Linked DNA regions of Homo sapiens: region 2 is linked to region 1. The links are chromatin loops, found by intact Hi-C in ENCODE. Cell type or tissue: adrenal gland. All regions are shown on one strand. Each heading gives the region's core, and the rest is flanking DNA. Links, peaks and the distances in the headings are about the cores only. Region 1 has its middle 140 kb from the start of LINC00922. Region 2 has its middle 90 kb from the start of CDH5.

Region 1 (9,010 bases), core at 2,699-7,698:
TTTTTTTTATATTTTTAGTAGAGACGGGGTTTCACCATGTTAGCTAGGATGGTCTCGATCTCTTGACCTCGTGATCCGCCTGCCTCGGCCTCCCAAAGTGCTGGGATTACAGGTGTGAGCCACCGTGCCCAGCCGATTCCTGGTCTCTAAAGGTGATCAAGTGGCATCTGTGGGGCCTGTGCATCCTCAGTGGTGGCCATCATGGAGTGTCAGTGAGGTAGAGGAGGTCGGACTCAACTCTGAAGGTGGGCTCAGACACCAGACCAAATTGAGGACTAGCTAAAACAGGGATGGGGCAAAAGCAGCTTTCTATAAGACATGCCCGACAGTGTGCCATGGCAATGGTGAACACCCAGGAGTTATTGCCCCTTTCCATGGCAATGACCCAATAACACAAAAGTTACTACCCCTTCCCTAGAAATTTCTGCATAAACCACCCCCACCTTGTAATCTACATACAGTTAAGCATAGGTATAAACATGACTGCAAAAGTGCCCTGAGCACGGCCTAGGGGGTATCCCTGCTCTGCAAAGTTCTGCAAAGCACTGCCAAAGTTCTAACACTGCCCCTTCAATAAAGATGTTTTCTTTTACCCTACCACCAGCTCACCCTTGAAGTCCTTCCTGGGTGAAGCCAAGAACACTCACAGGCTGAGCCCCACTTTGGGGCTCACCCGTCCTGCACCATCAGGATTAGATGAGGATCGGACCAAATGTCCCATAAATCCCCTCTGCACCTGATGTTCTGCAATTCTCTGATTAAACAGACCCTCTAATTGTGTAAAGATCTCACCTCAGATCAGATTCCCAGGGTCAGACATCACACTTCAGATGCCTTATAGACTTGGCCTCCATGGATGGGCATCTCTTCCACCTTCTTATTTGCTTTTAACATTTTGTTTTGCACATTTGGTCTTTTGTGGGTCTCCTATCTCTGACTGATACCCACAGGTCTCCCAGTCCAGGGAACCTCCACTGAAAGTTTTGTTTCTTTATTTTAGTTTCCCTTCAGCTCTCCCCTCAACACCCTCATAGACCATGCCCCCTTCTCTCCCATCTTCAGACTTCCAACTCCAATGAAGCCCACAAATATCTGCCTTTGGTTGGCTTCCGTTAACTCATATTTACTTCACTTCTAAGAAAAGCTAACCCTGAGAAAGCTTGAATACAATCCTTGGAGCCAGTTCTTAAAGTGACCTCTTCAGTCTGCTGGCTTCATTTAAGAAGTGGCACATGGGGAAAGAGTGGGCTTTGCATGCATACTGGGATTCAAGTCCTATCTGCATTATTTACTAAATGTGGAATCTTGGGTAAGTCTCTTCACATTTCTGGGTCTCTCTTTCCTCCTGTCACAAAATTACCTACCTTTTCAAGGGTGGTGCTGATTGGAGAAACTTTATGTAAACTTGAATGTTATGTAAATCCCATGACACGTTCAGCAAATGGCTGCTTCTGGCATTACCACCTTCACTCGCCTTCCTCAGCATCACCATTTGGAATGGTTTACAGTCTTCAAAAGCATTTTTCACCCTTTCCCATTTCCCTCAGAATCTTTTAGAGAAATTTGCATGACCTGTGACATGAAGAACTTACATCAAAATCTACCTCTTCCAGGAAACCGTCCCCTAAAGGAAGAAAGGTTCTACTTAAACTAATCTCCATTTTGGTCTCCTTTTTGCAAAACAGAAAATGGAACCCACTGTGGCATGAAGGGTAAGGGAAGACCTGTTCCTCAAATGCCTCACAGCACACATACCCTTGCTGCTGCCTATAATTGCCTGCAGAAAGCCTTACAGGTTTTCAAGAAGGTGCATTTTTGAGATGAAAATGCACGAGAGGCCACCTGAGCGAATTCTTCCTGTATGTGGTGGACACTGTGAATGGGTGTAGCAGTACTGTGGTAGGAAAGAACAGATGTTTGGAGTGAGACAGAACAAGGTCTTACAACACGCAGGTGATATGCTGTCTGTGACCACGACAATTTTCCTAAAAGAGGGGTCAGTAAACTACTTCTATAAAGGACCAAATAGTAAACATTTTTGGCTTTGTGTGCCACATGATTTTGGCTGTGGCCACTCAAATTTGCCATTGTGACTTGAAAGCAGCCATAAACAATACGTAAACGAGTGAGTTTGGTTGTGTTCCAAGAAAACTTTATTTACAAAATCAGAAGCTGAGCTTGATTTGGACTACATAGAGTGGTTTGCCAGCCTGTGTCTGACTTTCTCCAAGCTTCAATTTATTCATCTTCAACATGGGGATAATAGAGTTTCATAAAGATTAAATAGGTTAATACAAGTAAAACATCTGAGCACACAGCCTGACCTCTAAAAGATTTTTAAAAAGTGACTTCTTTCCTTCTCATCCTTTTTTTCCCAAGTGCTTCTGTACAGTGAGGAGTTGGGAAGAAATGTGGACAAAGGTCCCTCCTGGTCCTGTGATTTTATGAAATTACCCTTTGAAAAAGGAGCAAGCAAACAAGAGCATGCCAGAGAGAGAAATTGTATGGGTATCCTTTTCTCTGCAAAATCTGACCACAAGAAGCATTAAATCAATCAGATGACAAAGCAGAATATAAAAAATTGAGTCGGTTTGGTCTAAAGTATGCAGGAGGTCTGTGCTGTTGGGATCAGAAGCAGAAAAAAAATGAGGGAAATATTTTCAACACGTATGTGCATTGGCTATTCTACGACTCCCACATAATTCATCACAGGAAAACTTTGAGTGCAATAAACATTTCCCCTAGTTTCCTGGCTGCTCTGATCAAGAACAAAGCCATTAACATAAATGCAGATAAATACAAGGCAAATAACGATATTCCCAATTGCTTCTGTGTCAACCAGCTTAGTCCATCAATCTTGCCTGACTCGGTAAGAAGGAACCGAGAAAATTTATAACCGTAGATTTCTTTCTATTGCATTTCTACCTCACAGAGGAGAAGAAGAATGAATCATTCAGAAAGTCCTAGGAAACCAAATGAATGTTCTTCATCTCTAGAGCTTCCCATCTCAGCTACAATTTCAGTCATTGCCCCAACACCATACCTTTCTGGGGCTGGGGCTCTTTCAATGTGACATTTCTTTGGGCAAACTTATGGCTGTTTGTGTTATTCTCAGAGCCCTCCCTCTGCACTCCTTGAAGAAAGGTGTGTCCCAGGGACCTATTGGCAAGCCCATCCTACCTGCTGCTGTGAGCTGGTGGTGGCGGGGTCAGGGGGGTTGAACTTGGCAGGATTGCTGTGTCTTTACCCCCCATCACAGTGGGTGACAAGTTCAGTTGTAGTTTCTCAGTCTCCAGCTCTGTGTGCCTCTTCATAGTCACTTCATTGACTTCACATCCTTGGCCAATTTTAAACAGCATTATCCCTGGTCTTCTTACTCAACTCCCTTCTCACACTCTACTAACCCTCCCCCAATCATCTCATTTGCTCTCCTGATAACAAGTACCACCTACATGCCAGTGAACCCCCATATCTTGACCTCCTGCCCAGGCTTCTCCTACAAAGTCCAGGGTCTTCTTTTTAACCCCTAGTTGTCATCACCTCCTGCATACCCGCTGGGCACGTCAATTTTAACATATCCAGAGCACTTCCTTGTTCCCACTGAGTCTTTAGCACTATTCCCCATTCAGTAGCTCACATCAGAAACTGGACAATGCTAGATGCTGCCCTTTCTCTCAGCCCTAACATCTCATCAGTAGGCATGACCTATAGATAAAGACTTCCTAAAAATCTTTTGAAAACATTTCCTCCTGGTCTACTGGATCACAGTCCTGGTGAAGAGGCTCATTGCCTCGTACCAGAGAAATGCCTCATTTTGGTCTCCCTGCCTCTCCTTCCTTCCTCTCCCTCCCCTTGCCATTAATGATTTGGGGTTTCCTCTGTTCTATGATTGTAGAACATAAGTTGCATTTACAAACAATGCATATTCCCTCAGTGTGCAGAAGCTGCTATGGGAACAGAGTTAGGACTGGAAGCTGGAATACATGATTTACTATCTGATACAGAACTCAGGCTTGGGGAGAGAGAGAGAGAGATCAGCACTAAAGAGATATTTGTATTTTCGGTGTTTATGTAGTAGCCTAAATGACTTAGCATATGTAAATGAACTCTTCTAACACCCTTCAAGGAAAATATTATTTTCCCCAATATTATAAGAAATACCCTTGCAACTTGTTATTTTTGAGGATGTCTTAGTTAGGTTGTGACAAATCCAGGATTCAAATCTAAGGTGTCCTCTGTGTAAAAACCCCACCCTACATCTTCACTGCTCACTTCTTTGTGGAGGAAGGCAACAGGACTATTCTGATACAAACCTGGAGAAGAAACATGGTAATACTGGAGGTAAACAGAATACATGGCCCTAGAATAGGAGCCCAAGGAGATCAGAGATTTTATTATCCATTTTGTTCACTGATCTATTCCTAGAACCTACAATAGTTCATTCCAAGGGAGCTACTCCTATAGATGTTTATTGAATAAATGAATTAAATCACAGAATCCTATAAACATGGTCTCAGAAGCTATGTCTCCCTAAAGAGAGCTTTGTCTTGTGACCTTGGCAATGTAGTTCTTCCTCTCATGGGCTTTTGTATCCACAGGGATGAGAGCAGTGGTCATCATTCAGTGACTGAGTCCCTTTCAAGGCTGGCACAGGGTATCAGAGTTTTCTCTGTATATAACCTATTTTAACCTTCCTGGTGATCTTTTGGAGTCTGCCCTGGGACCCTAGTTTTGTCAGAAACAATGACTTAAGCCTCAGCCTCCATCTCATAACCAACCTCATCATCTCTATCATGGAATTCTGGATGAAGTACAAGCTCCACACCAGAAATGACACTTCTTCTATCTCTTCTGGCTACCCCTGCATGCCACCTTATTTTTCCATCTGCCCCATGGATTCTTTCTCTTTCAGTTGCAGAATAGCAACAACAGTAGTCAAGGAAACACTTAAAATTCTTCCAACTCTGTCTGTTTGTCTTGAAAAATATCCTACCTTGCATATATCTCTGTATGTCTCATTGTCAATGTCAGAGTGGAAGAAAGAACAAGACTTCCGTGGATCAGGAAATGAAGATTTGATCTTGGTTCTATCTCATGGCCTGTGTGAATGTTTAAAGACCATTTAATTCATCAGAGCCCAAGGTTCTCTATCTATAAAATAGGGCTAAAAAACCCCTACTTAGAATTTTACCGACTTTTCAAAGGGATAGCATTATGCTGTTAGCAGAGAGCCTGGCACAAAGTAGGTGGTCTTTAAACATTAGTTTGCTTTCTCTGGGTTTCCACACCTTTTAAATCTAGAGGAACACAGATATACCTCCTGGTTAAGTGAACTGGCCACTCAGTGAAATTCAAACCACTACTCAGGGTGATTGCATGGGATCGGCTGTCATCGCACCTGTCTGAGTGGCCCCAGTCAGGCTGCAAGGTTCTCTGGCCTTTGACCGGTGGCATTTGGACCTGTCTCCCTGAATGTCAGTCTGCTCACAGGTGCTGGCTCAGAGATGCCAATCACTGCTCCCTTTGGCTGATCGGCATGCTGTAATGTGTGCCTGCAGAGTTACTCCAGACAGACGGGGAAGGATTGAGTTGACCCAACATCATCTATCTGGCTGGACGCTCATTTTTCTTCTCCTGCCTGTCTTGTTCCTGCTCAATGCTTAAGACATGTCTCAGGGCGCTTTGCCCTGGTGTGCTCTTTCCACCCTCTCTGCCCCCTCCAGGCGGCTCTAAATGTCAGTCCCAGCTTAACTTCAGTCTCAGTGATGCACACACTCATTCACTCCATCGGTGCATCCAGCCATTCCTTGTTTTCTGTTTTTCCCTTCCGTAAAAAATTGCTGTGCACCTACAGTGTGCCTGGCTCTTGAGGATTTTTAGGCATGATTCTCCATAATCAGGATTGCCTTTCCGCCCCAGAAAGGGAATCTTAGAGACCGAGTGTGTTCACAGATTTCCACTCTGATCATCAATTGTGCAGCTGCTCCAGCTGTGGGGGTGGTGGAAAACCTAGGGCTGGGTGGGGTGGGAAGTTGGTTGTTGCTATGGTATTTGCCCTGACCTGTTGCCCAGTTTTGTTTTCAGGTTTAAAAAAGTCACTGCATCCTTTCCTTTATTCCTTTGTAACAACTCAGATGTCTTTTCACTTCTGTAGTTCTTGCAACTTCTGTAGTCAGGCATCATCACCAGTGCTCTATCGGCTGTTGATCCAGACTTCTGTTCCTGGGATCTTGCTAGCACAGTTGCCTTTTGGCCAAGCCTGGAGGGTCCAGCCATTAAGAATGGCTCCAGAAGGTCTCCTCGTCTTTCTCTGAAGCTAGACCTTCTCCAGTGAGTTCTTTGTCATTGGGCATGGGCAATGCTTTACCAGGTAGCTTTCAACAGCATTACATTCCAACTGCAGTTTGCGTGTGTCTTTCTGCCTTTCATGTACCTCAGAGGGACTTGCCTTACTTCCTGGCTGTGCCACAAAGAAATAGCCGTTGTCTCCTCTCTTTGCCTAGTAGTTGTGATTCCCTGTGCAGAATGTTCCAGGGAGGCTTCTCAGGATTTCTCCCAGGAAATCCTAAGGATCCTTTAGCAGATGAGCCTCCACAGACCTTCCTGGATATCCCACGATTCCAGAGATGCTTATGCAAATGAGACCCCCCTCTGTGGCCTGTGGTTTCTATACTACTGGGGAACTTCCCTTCACAGTAATCAACATCTCATCTTAATTGCTTTTGTTTATGGTTCAATAAGTGCATCGTTTTTGGCAACACCAGCTCACAGCAATATCTTAAATTACCCAAGGATGCCCACTTTCATTTATGAACTCTGGTTTGTGTCTGATGAGCACTTAGATTTTTAACCATTTATTTTTTCCATGTGACAGGGAATGAGGAACATAAAGCTGATGGGAACAGTAAAGTAGGGGGAACGGGGAGACTAGGGAACCATAAAAGTATTGTACGGTGTTCCAGGCCAATATAAAAGCAATGAGTTTTTAATATATGGTGGGCGTAATACATTCATATTCCTAATAAAGTCAATTATTTTTGAATCCGCTATTTCTCAATTTTCCACCTCAGCTCAGACAAAAACAAAATCTGCAGCTATTCAGAAGAAAAAAAATTATATTACAGTAATTGCAAATGCAGCAGCTGTCAAAAAAACTGTCTAATAAGTGCCTGTTTAACACATCTACCCTCCCAGAAACTGGGGGGAAATGTTGGGAACAGTGGTTACCATGAATATAATCTGAGACAAAACTGGATCTTTGCCTTCGATTTGAGCAATTATATTGCTTTTGGCTACTTTTCTTCTTCCTCCTCCTCCTTTTATATATGTATATATTTATTTATATATATCTTTATATATATATTTATGTATATATCTTTATATATATTTATGTATATGTCTTTATATATATTTATATATCTTTATATATTTATATATTTTATATATATTCATATATATTTATATATTTATATATATTTATATATATGTAGAGAGAGAGAGAGAGGGTGTTGTCATTCTGCAGGCAGCAATGAAGTAGAAAATGGTAGGTCAGTGGGGATGTGTGTGCCTCAGTGACATTTCAGTTCTTAATTACTTGTGTGTAACTGCCCATGTGCCTAACTTCTCTGTGCCTTAGTTTCCTTATTTGTTTAATGAGGGACTTGTTCCCAACTGACTTTGTTCATCACAATAATTTGTCATCTTAAATTTACTTTTAATTCCAGAAAACCGTTACTAATTGAAATGCTTACTACTGCTCTTTTTAATTATAGGAGAATATTAGTTAGCTATTGATACATGGCAATAGTATCATAAATTTAGTGGCTTAAAACAGCCTGACGTTTTTATATCAACTTCTGTGGGTCAAGGATTTGTGGGCAGCTTAACTGAGTCCTCTGCTTTTTGAGTGTCAGACAATATGAGAACACTAAGAGGTGGGGTTCCTGGGGCCACCTGGAGTCCACCCCCCACAAAAAGGAACACAGGAGAGTTGAAGCATAAGGTAACATTCTCTTTCTTTTCCTCTAATTTGGACCATTTCAATTTAAAGTTTTGGGTTGGTTGTTGTTTCAGTCTCCTAGAGCTGGGGTAGCTGATTACCCAAACTGGGTAACATGTAACAGTAGAAAATGATTTCTTCAGTTTTGCAGGCTAGGTGTCTGCAGGGCCATATGGCCTTTACTGTTCTGGGGAAGAATTTCCCTTCACCTCTTGCTAGAGTCTGGTGGCTCCCAGCAATCCCTGACCCTTGGCCTGTAGCTGCATCACTTAGGTCTCTGCCGCGGTTGTCCCATGGGTCTTCCCCATTTGTTTCTTTGTGTCTCTTCCTTTTCTTATAAGGACACCTGTATTAGTCCATTTTTATACTGCTGTGTAGAAATACCTGAGACTGGGCAATTTATAAAGAAAAAGAGGTTTAATGGACTCACAGTTCCACATGGCTGGGGAGGCCTCACAATCATGGCAGAAGGCGAAGGAGGAGCAAAGGCACGTTTTACATGGTGGCAGGCAAGAGAGAGTGTGCAGGGAAACTAACCTTTATAAAACCATCAGATCTCATGAGACTTATTCACTATTATGAGAACGGTGCAGGAAAAACCCACCCCATGATCTAATTACTTCCTACTGGGTCCCCTCCCACGACACATAGGGATTATGGGAACTACAATTCAGGATGAGATTTGGGTGGGGACACAGCCAAACCATATCAACAGCCATCACTGGGTTTTCCATAATCTGGTATGACATCATCTTAACTAATGATATCTGCAAAGATTGTATTTCAATATAAGGTCACATTCTGAGGTTTTGAGTAGATGTGAACATTTTGAGGGACACTGTTTATCCCAATACAGTTGTTTTTCCCTCCGGTATTGGCCACCCTGAAGCTAAATCCTATATCTAAACCATTCTTAGAAACTCCCCTCTCTGAGAGAGGAACACTGTTAGAGATAGTGGCCAAGAGGCACTTTTCTTTCACTACTCATGGGACCTGGGGAAGGACTTAGTT
Region 2 (9,010 bases), core at 1,892-6,891, 560 kb before region 1:
ATACCAAGAATTCTTTTTATGTCTGGCAGAATTTGTCTGTGAATACATCTGGTTCGGGACTTATTTCAGTTGGTAAGTTTAAAAAAATTATTATCACAGGTTGAATTTTGGACCTTGATATTGATCTGTTCAGGGTTTCAATTTCTTCCTGATTCAATCTCGGGAGATCATACAGTATTTTCTTACAGTGGTTGATTTTACAGTATTTTCCGTGTGCAGATGAGAAGAATGTGCATTATGTGGTTGACGGGTGGAGTAGCCTTTAGATGTCTATTAAGTACAATTGGTCAAGTGTCAAATTTAAGTCCAGAATTTCTTTGTTAGTTTTCTGTCTCAGTGGTCTGTCTAACATGGTCAATAGGCTGTTGAAATTTCTCACTATTATTGTGTGGCCATTTAAGTCTTTTTGTAGGTCTAGCAGTACTTTTTTTATGAATCTGAGTGCTGCAATGTTGGGTGTATGTATATTTAGGATAGTTAAGTCTTCTTGTTGAACTGAGCCCTTTATCAACATGTAATGCTCCTTGTTTGTCCCTTTTTTTTGTTTTTTTACTATTATTGGCTTAAAGTCTATTTTATCTGATATAAAAATAGCAACCCCTGCTTTTTTTTAAATTTTCCATTTGTATGATAGATCTTTCTCTGATCCTTTACTTTGAACCTATAGGTGTCATTCCATGTGAGGTGGGTCTCTTGAAGACAGTAGACAGATGGGTCTTTTTTTTTTTTTTTATCCAGCTTTTCACTCCGTGCCTTTTAAGTGGGGGGATTTAGACCATTTACATTCAAAGTTAATATTGATATGTGAAGTTTTGATCCTATTGTGAAGTTGTTAGCTGGTTGCTTTGTAGTTTCTATTGTGTGGTTGCTTTGTAGGGTCTGTGGGGTGTATACTTAAGTGTATTTTTGGGGTAGCACAAAAACATTTCGTTTCCATGTTTAGAACTCTCTTAAGGATCTCTTGTAAGGCTGGTCTAATGGTAATGAATTACATTAGCACTTGCTTGTCTGCAAAGGATTTTATTTGTCCTTCACTTGTGATGCTAAGTTTGGCAGGATATGAAATTCTTGGTTGAAATTTCTTTTGTTTAAGAATACTGAAAACAGGCCCCCAATCTTTCCTGGCTTGTAAGGTTTCTGCTGAAAAGTCTGATGTTAGCCTGATGGGGATCCCTTTGTATGTGATCTGACCTTTTTCTTTAGCTGCCTTTAAGACTTTTTGTTTAGCCTTGACCTTGACAGCCTAGTGATATATGCCTTGGTGATATTTGTTTTGTATAATATCTCACATGTGTTCTTTGGATTTCTTGTAACTGGATATCCACCTCTCTAGCAAGACTAGGGAAATTTTCTTTAGTTATTCCCTCAAATAATTTTTCCAGGTTGTTTACTTTTCTCCTTCTCTCTCAGGAATGCCAGTAATTTATAGATTTGATGGCTTTACATGATCTTATATTTATCAACGACTTTTAAAATTCTTTTTTCCTTATTTTTGTCTGGCTGAGTTAATTCAAAAGACTGGTCTTCAAGCTCTGAAATTCTTTCTTCTGCTTGGTCTATTCTATTGATAAAGTTTTCAACTGTATTTTCAAATTCTTTACATGAGTTTTTCAATTCTAGAACCTCTGATTTCTTTTTAAAGCATTTAAATCTTCCTTCATTTCCTGGATTGTTCTAGAAGCTTATTTGTGTTGATTTTCAACCCTGTCTTGGATCTCATTGAGCTTCCTTGCAATCCATGCTTTAAATTCTTTATCTGTCATTTCTGAGTTTCCATTTTGGTTAGGAACCATTGCTGGAGAGCTAGTGTGATGGTGATATCACTACATTCAGAATTTTTATGGTGCCAGAATTCTAGTACTGGCTCCTTCTCATCTGGAGGCATTGGCACTTCTAATTTTTGTAGTTATTTTCATGTGGATAAAACTTTTTTCTTTCTTTCCTTACAATTTTTTTTTTCTTTTCCCTTTTCCACCTCCCTAGGGGGTGTGACTGTAGAGAATGTTGAGTAGGGTCTTTTGGCTTTGCTTCTATAACTATAAGCACTTCTGCTAGCAGGTTTTATATTGGGCTGTGTGGTTTGACTTACAAACCAGTAGATGGAGCTTATGGGTAAGAGCTGGCTGTGGCCAGTGCAGCCAGGTGTATACCTGATCCTTGTTTACTGTGAGAAGCTCTCTGTTGCCTCAGGTAATGGGCTGATTCATGGAGTGCACAATGGCCTGAGCTCCCTGCTCAGGCCTAGAGGTTGGGGCCAAGATGATGAGCGTCAGACTGGGCAGGTCCATCTACAGGTCCCCAAGTGGCAAGCATAAGCACAAGTGCTGAGGGAAAATCCAGTGAGTGCCCACCAAGCACCCTAAGGTATGACTAGGCATGCATCTGGGAAACTTCCTCAGCCCCAATTCTCTGTATGGGAAGGGGAGCAGCCTACACTTCTAATCCAGGACAGTGGGTGCCCAGATGCCTGGAAATCTGCCTTGGCATGGAGGGGAGAAGGCCCTGCTCTGCCACAATCTCTGCACAGGAAGGGTGGGGGCAGTTCAGGCTGCTGGTCCATGTGACTGAGTGCTCTGAATGCCTGGGGTTCTTCTGCCTGGGTGTGGAGTGGAGAGGGCCTTGTGCAAGAAGGGTGGGGCAGCTCAGGTTGCCAATCCAGATAAACAGGTGCTCCAAATGCCTGCAGATCTGACTGGGTTTGGAGTATAGAGGGTCAAGCTGCACCACAATCTCTGCATAGGAAGGGTGGGGCAACTCAGGCTGCTGAGCCAGGTGAACGAGTGCTCTGAATGCCTGGAGATCTGCCCAGTCGTGAAGCAGAGAGGGCCTCCTGGTACCAGGATCTCTGCACAGGAAGGATGGGGTAACTCGGGCGGCTAATCTGTGGGAGCAGATGCTCTGAATGCCTAGAGAACAGCCTGGGTGTGGAGAAGAGAGGGTCCTACTGCACACAGTCCATTCCCAAGAAGGGTGGGGCAGCTCAGGCTGCTGGTCCAGGCAAGTGGGTGCTCTTAATGCCTGGCGCTCTACCGGGAGGTAGAGCAGAGAGGGCCCCACTGCACCATGATCCCAGGGAGCAGGCTGCGGCACCCAGAAGTGACACATGCAGACCAGACTGGTTCCAGGTTGCCAAGCTGGCCCTGGCTGCAGTTCTCATCACCCAGAAGAAACCATGCTGTAGTAGCTCTCCTCCCTCCCCAGGTCTGCAATGGAGAAAAGCACAATTCCAATGCTTACTGTTGAGGTGCTTTCCACAGTTCTGGCCATGGAGGCCTGTACCCTGGTCCAGAGCAAGTGCTCCAATCTCTGGCCTGAGACTAAAATGCCTGTGCAGCCACACTGCCAGGTTGCCAAAGAGTAACTGACTTTGTATACACTCATATTGAAAATGGCACCCTGCTCTCAGTTCCAGGTCTGGGAAAATGCCTGCAGCTTTTCCAGGTACCTTTCTCTCTCAGCATCTCCAAGCCTCTCCCTGAGTTGGCTCCAGGGCTTGGGAGAAACAAAGCGCTTTCCCTTGGCTTGGATTGCTGTGTTCCCCAGAGGAAAAGTGAATCACAAAAGGAGGCTCCCTGCCCCACTCATGCACTGGGGCTTTACTCACTTTCATCATTGAGACGCAATCACAGGGGCTGTTTGCCCACCTTCTCGTCCCCAGGATTTAGGGTGTCCTTCATGATTCCAGTGGATTCCCAGGTTTTTTTTTTCTTGAATTAAAGCTCAGAGTTGATCTTTATGTAGTATTTTGCTATTTCCAAGTTTTTGAAGCATACTGAAAGCCTCTACTTCATCACCTTGAAAAGGCAAAACTAGAGGCTTTCAGTGTGCTTCAAAAACTTGGAAATAGCAAAATACTACATAAAGACCAACTCTGAGCATTAATTCAAGAAAAAAAAAAAACAAAACTGTCTCATTTTTAAAGGATAGTTTTTCCAGTTTTAGTATTCTTGATTGATAGCTTTTTTCCTTCAGCACTCTGAGTACATCATTCCACTGCCTTATGGCTAAAAGGTTTTTGCTGAGAAACCTCCTGATAATCTTATAGAAGCCTCTTTGTCTGTGATGAAGCACTTTTACTACTTTCAAGGCTTTCTCTTTGTCTTTTGACAGTTTGATTATAATGTGTCACAGTTTGGGCCTCTTTGATTTTATACCAGTTGGAATTCATTGAACTTGGACTTCTATTTTCATTTGTTTCCTCTGATTTGGGAAGTTTTTGGCCATTTCCTCAAATAAGGTCTCTGCCCCTTTCTCTCCTACTTCTAGGATTTCCATAGTGTATAAAAGGGTCTGCTTGATGACGTCCCATAAGTCCCTTAGGGCCTTTTCAGTTTTCTTAATTATTTTTTCTTTGTGCTCCTCTGACTTGATTCAAATGAACGATCTGCAAATTTGCGAGTTCTTTCTTCTGCCTAAGTCTGCTTTGAACAGCTGTAGTGAATTTTTCAACTTAGTTATTGTATTTTTTAGCTCTAGAATTTCTGTTTCTTTAGTTTATTTCTGTTGACATTCTCACTGGACTCATCCAGCATTTTCCTGATTTCACTTAGTTGTCTATCTGTGTTCTCTTTTAGCTCACTGAGCATCTTCAACACAGTTGTTTTGAATTCTTTGTGAGAAAGTTCAGCAATTTGCATTTCTTTAGGCTTGGTTACTGGAGTTTTATTTTGTTCATTTGATTGGGCCATGTTTACCTGTTTATTTGTATGCCTTGTGATCTTTTGTTGAGATTTTGGCATTTGAAAAAACAACCACCTCTCCCAGTCTTTATGAATTGGCCTCACGCACGGGGAGACTTTTACCAATCAGCCTGGCAAAAGGTTCTGGGACCTCTCAAATCTTTTCTGGGGATGTGTCTTCTCTGGCCTTGTGCATGCCTGTTTAACCGTCTCGAATTCCCTAGTCTATTTCTTCTCAAGAGACATAATCTCTTGCTCCTCCTGCTGTCTTCCTGTGGAACTGCATAATCTCTGCAGCTGTAACGTTCCTTGGAGCTTGCCTGTTTCCAGTGGCTTCTGTGCTGCCATTCCTGTCTGTGCTCTGAGTCAGGCAAGACAGAAGTCAGTCTCTCAGGCAGCCCCCAGACAAGCCAGAACATTGGCTGCACAAGTCAATGTTTGGTTTTCAACCCGAGGGAGTAGTTCTGGTATGGGAGGTTTTCTCATGGTTGTGCCACATTATACTGGGCCCAGGAATCTCTTATCAAATCCCTTACCACTTTGTGACATCATAAAATAGTGGCAGTATTTTTCTTTAGTCAAAAGTCAACCAAATATATGCTGCTTCAGCAGCTGGATTGTAACCTCTAAAGAAGGAGGTTCCAATGATATCAAGGGAGGAAGAAGGAAATAGCAATTCTTTTCCAACTCCAGCTCCGTCTGTTTCAGTCTCTGCACCAGGCACTTTACTCACGTGGTCTTTTTTACATCTTGTAAAGCAGGTGGTGTTATCCCCATTATGCAGATGAGGAGCCTGAGGGCTGGGGAGGGTATGTGACTTTCTATGTTCTGAGCTGTAGAAGCTGGATTTGAACCCAGGTCTGCCTAACAGCAAAGTTGGTAAAATACCTGAGACTGGGTAGTTTATAAAGAAAAGAGTTTTAATTGGCTTATGGTTCTGCAGACTCTACAGGAAGCATAGTGGCTTCTGCTTTTGAGGAGGCCTCAGGAAGCTTCCAATCATGGCAGAAGGCAAAGGGGGAGCAGGTGTCCTACATAGCAGGGGCAGGAGCAAGAGAGAGAGACAGTGAAAGGGGAGGTGCCACACACTTAAATAACCAGATCTCATGAGAACTCACTTACTATCATGAGAACCGCACCAAGAGGGTGGTGCTGCACCATTCATGAGAAACCCACTACCATGATGCAGTCACCTCCCACCAGACCCCGCCTCCAACACAGGGGATTACAATTTGACATGAACTTTGGCCAGGGACACAGATCCAAACCATATCAGTCTTTTTTCCATGACACTGAGCAAAAGGACCCAATCTTGGTCATATGTGTCCCTCACCCACCCCCAATGTGCCCAACAGAGTTCAGCAAGTGTTTATTGCACGAATGAGGCTAGAGATGCAACCAAGGAGACGCAGAGGAAACCAGCCTTGCCCCGCCACCTGCCCCCGCTTCCTTGCCTGTATGTCTGTTGACTTTTGCTTTCCCTTGGTTTATGCTCTAGGGGCCTGCGGGGTTTCTGAGCCTGGGCAAAACTCACTGAGGAAGGGAAAAAAATCTGCTCACCAGGTCACACAGCACATTTAAACAGATTAGGCAAAACCTCTCCCTTTCTCAAGACACTTCCATATATGGAAAATTATTGTAATGTACTGATTTTCTTAGCATGAGTCTCTTTACTGCCATCTTCTGGAAGTTTATGACAGTATACACATTTATGATTATGATGGATAGCAGGCAGTCCTTTGCACCCTAGGTGTGACACTCTTGTGCCACTTCTCTGTGGTGGCCATTCAGGGAGATGAATCTGGAACCTTCTGAAGCCTAGGAGAAGAGGTTTATGGATTCTATTTTTCTGTTTGGATTTGTTACCCTGGTCCTGCCCATTGTAAATCTCTGGGCTTCTTCGTGTTCACTACGCCCGCCCATACCTGATCTTGCCCTGGGGCCTGTAAGGAGTCTTGTTTAAATGCAAGCCATTGCAGGAGTGAAGGCTTAACATCCCATGAACTCCTTTAGTTTTCTGCCTCAGTTTCCTTGCTGGGCTGACAGCTCCGCCACCTGACCTAGCTTTGACCAGCCCTGGGACCTTGGCCACTGGAGGGTGCTATTAGCTGGGTTATTGCTGGGATAAACTTGACCACTGGACCTCACTGGCTGGGAACCTTTGAATGTCTTCTATTGGACTGTTAGTCATTCTCCTTTGGGGCTTACAAGGTTCACTCACTCAGTCACTCACTAATTCAATTCATGAGTTCAGCAGGTAATGACTAAGTCCCCACACCATGCCAGTACTGTGCTAGGCACTGGGGGATCAATGGTGAGAAAAACAAGCAAACAAGCACATGGGATGCAGCAGACACCTCTGGCACCCTGCTCATCACATTCCTTGGCCAGCTGTGATTTCAGTGCCAGCGACAGTGGCCGGTGGCCGTTTCCCTGACAGCTCAGAAAGCTTGCCTTGCTCTTACAGCATCCACTTCATGTATGGGACAGATGCCTGTTGGTTTTCTGCCTCAGGGTCTTCTCCAGCGTTGTGGGAACACTCTTAGCCCATGCAAGCCTGGCGGTGTGAAGGCACGAGTTAAAATGTACCCAGGATTTGTTTTAATCAGTATGGTCAGACACGCAGGCAGGGAGATGATTGTCATAAAGGAAGAAGTTTATACTAAGTACTCTAGAAATGGGAGGCACTGCACACTGCTACCTGGAACACATGGGAAGCGCCAGGGTCAGAAGGCAGAAGAGGGAGAGGGGAGAGCAAGGCTCAGAGCCTTTGTTGAGGATTTCTTGGGAAGGTGTGGGCAAGGCAGGGTAGGTAGACTGAGTTAGCTTAGGATGGATAGTGTGAATCACTGTGGAGGGCTCTGGGCTTTCAAGGTCATTCCTAGTTGTCTGGTTCTTGGCCCTGTAGTGATTTAGGGCAGAGAGAATATTGACTTGGCAGTTGGACGGTTGGGGGTGTGGGCTCTGGAACGATTGCTTTGTACATCAAAGGTGCAGTCACAGGGGAGTCCTTTGCTGTCTCTAGGAATTAGCTAGCTCTGGGAGGGGCAGTCTCTCCAGGATCAAGGCCCCAAATGCCGGAGCATCAGGAATACAGAAAATAAGAAAATGCAGTCAATACAGGGCATGAATCTTGTCCGGGGAAGCTCTCAGCCAATGAGGGCTGGGAGCTGGTGGATGAATGCTCCAGGCTCTTGGCCTTTAGGGGACTGATTCTGGGGACTTCATGCTGCTTGTCAGGAGGTCCCAGCTGCACTGAGCCTCTGTTGCCCAAAGCATTGATGACCGCAACACAACTTTTAATGATCTTACTCCTCCCTATGCCATTTTCCCTCAATCCTTCACTCTTGCTGTCTGGGAACCTCTCCCAAATAAACAACCTGCACTCCAGTCTTATCTCAGGCTGTGCCTTCTGGGAACCCCACATAAGCCACCTGACCCCTGCTGCCTTAGAGCTTTACACTAGGCTCGGGAAAAGCTTCCTGGAGAAGAAACCATTTTTCTTGCTGCTGAAGAAAGACTCATTGTGTCATGGGTGAAAGGGGTAGGGGGAGAGCAGTCGAGGCAGAGCGAGCCACACATGCAAAGGGCCTGAGGCTGGTGGGAGGAGCATGGCCTGTTCCAGGAAGGTGTCAGGGGCTCCCCAGACCCCCGTCCCCACAGATCCAAGTTCCCAGCATGCCTTGCACCAAGGTCCAGCCATTTACAAAGAAAGAGCGAGTCCATCTGAGTGTTGACACATTCAGCGGCTCAGGTAATGTGTTTATTTTTATTTTTATTTTTGAGACAGAGTCTTGCTTTATCACCCAGGCTGGAATGCAGTAGCACCATGTTGGCTCACTGCAACCTCCGCCTCCCGGGTTGAAGCAATTCTCATGCCTAAGCCTCCCAGAAAGCTGGGACTACAGGCATGCACCACCACGTCCGGCTAATTTTTGTATTTTTAGTAGAGATGAGGTTTTGCCGTGTTGGCCAGGCTGGTCTCGAACTCCTGGCCTCAAGCAACCTGCCTGTCATGGATTGGACATGTGAGTCACCAAGCCTGGCCTCAGGTAATGTGTTTTAATAAGCAGCTGTTTGGTGTCCTTCTCCAGGGTAGTGGTAATGGCAGGGAACAATGAGACTGATGGGGTGTGTGTGAATGGCACCCTTCTTGCCTTTCTCCATCCCAAGGTTTTATCAAGATTCATCCCTCTCTTGGTCCTGGGGTTGCAGGGCCTGACCGGCACAGAGGAATCTCTGTGTAGTTTCCAACACCACTCATTCACAAAGGGGAAACTGAATCCCGTGTTAATCTTTCCACTTCAAAGATGATTCCAGGTGAATGTGGG

The links. A loop is a pair of places that touch in the nucleus more often than their neighbours do. Peaks named below come from ENCODE experiments on the same cell type or tissue, not always from the same donor. Only the 100,000 strongest peaks of a DNase experiment are listed, where the experiment ranks them.
Region 2: a loop joins it to region 1, with 2.2 times the contacts of the local background. A loop is called at or near these places in 6 of 110 quality-filtered maps.

The regions. Positions count from the first base shown.
Region 1 is chr16:65,711,198-65,720,207 of GRCh38, reverse strand. No RefSeq gene overlaps it. Among named protein-coding and RNA genes, the nearest start is that of LINC00922, 140 kb to the right of the region's middle. RefSeq lists an enhancer at 6,334-6,941. In adrenal gland, for the core only: no CTCF peak of the experiment used is centred there; no DNase peak of the experiment used is centred there.
Region 2 is chr16:66,271,953-66,280,962 of GRCh38, reverse strand. No RefSeq gene overlaps it. Among named protein-coding and RNA genes, the nearest start is that of CDH5, 90 kb to the left of the region's middle. In adrenal gland, for the core only: CTCF peaks have their summits at 4,939 and 6,393 (motif pointing left); no DNase peak of the experiment used is centred there.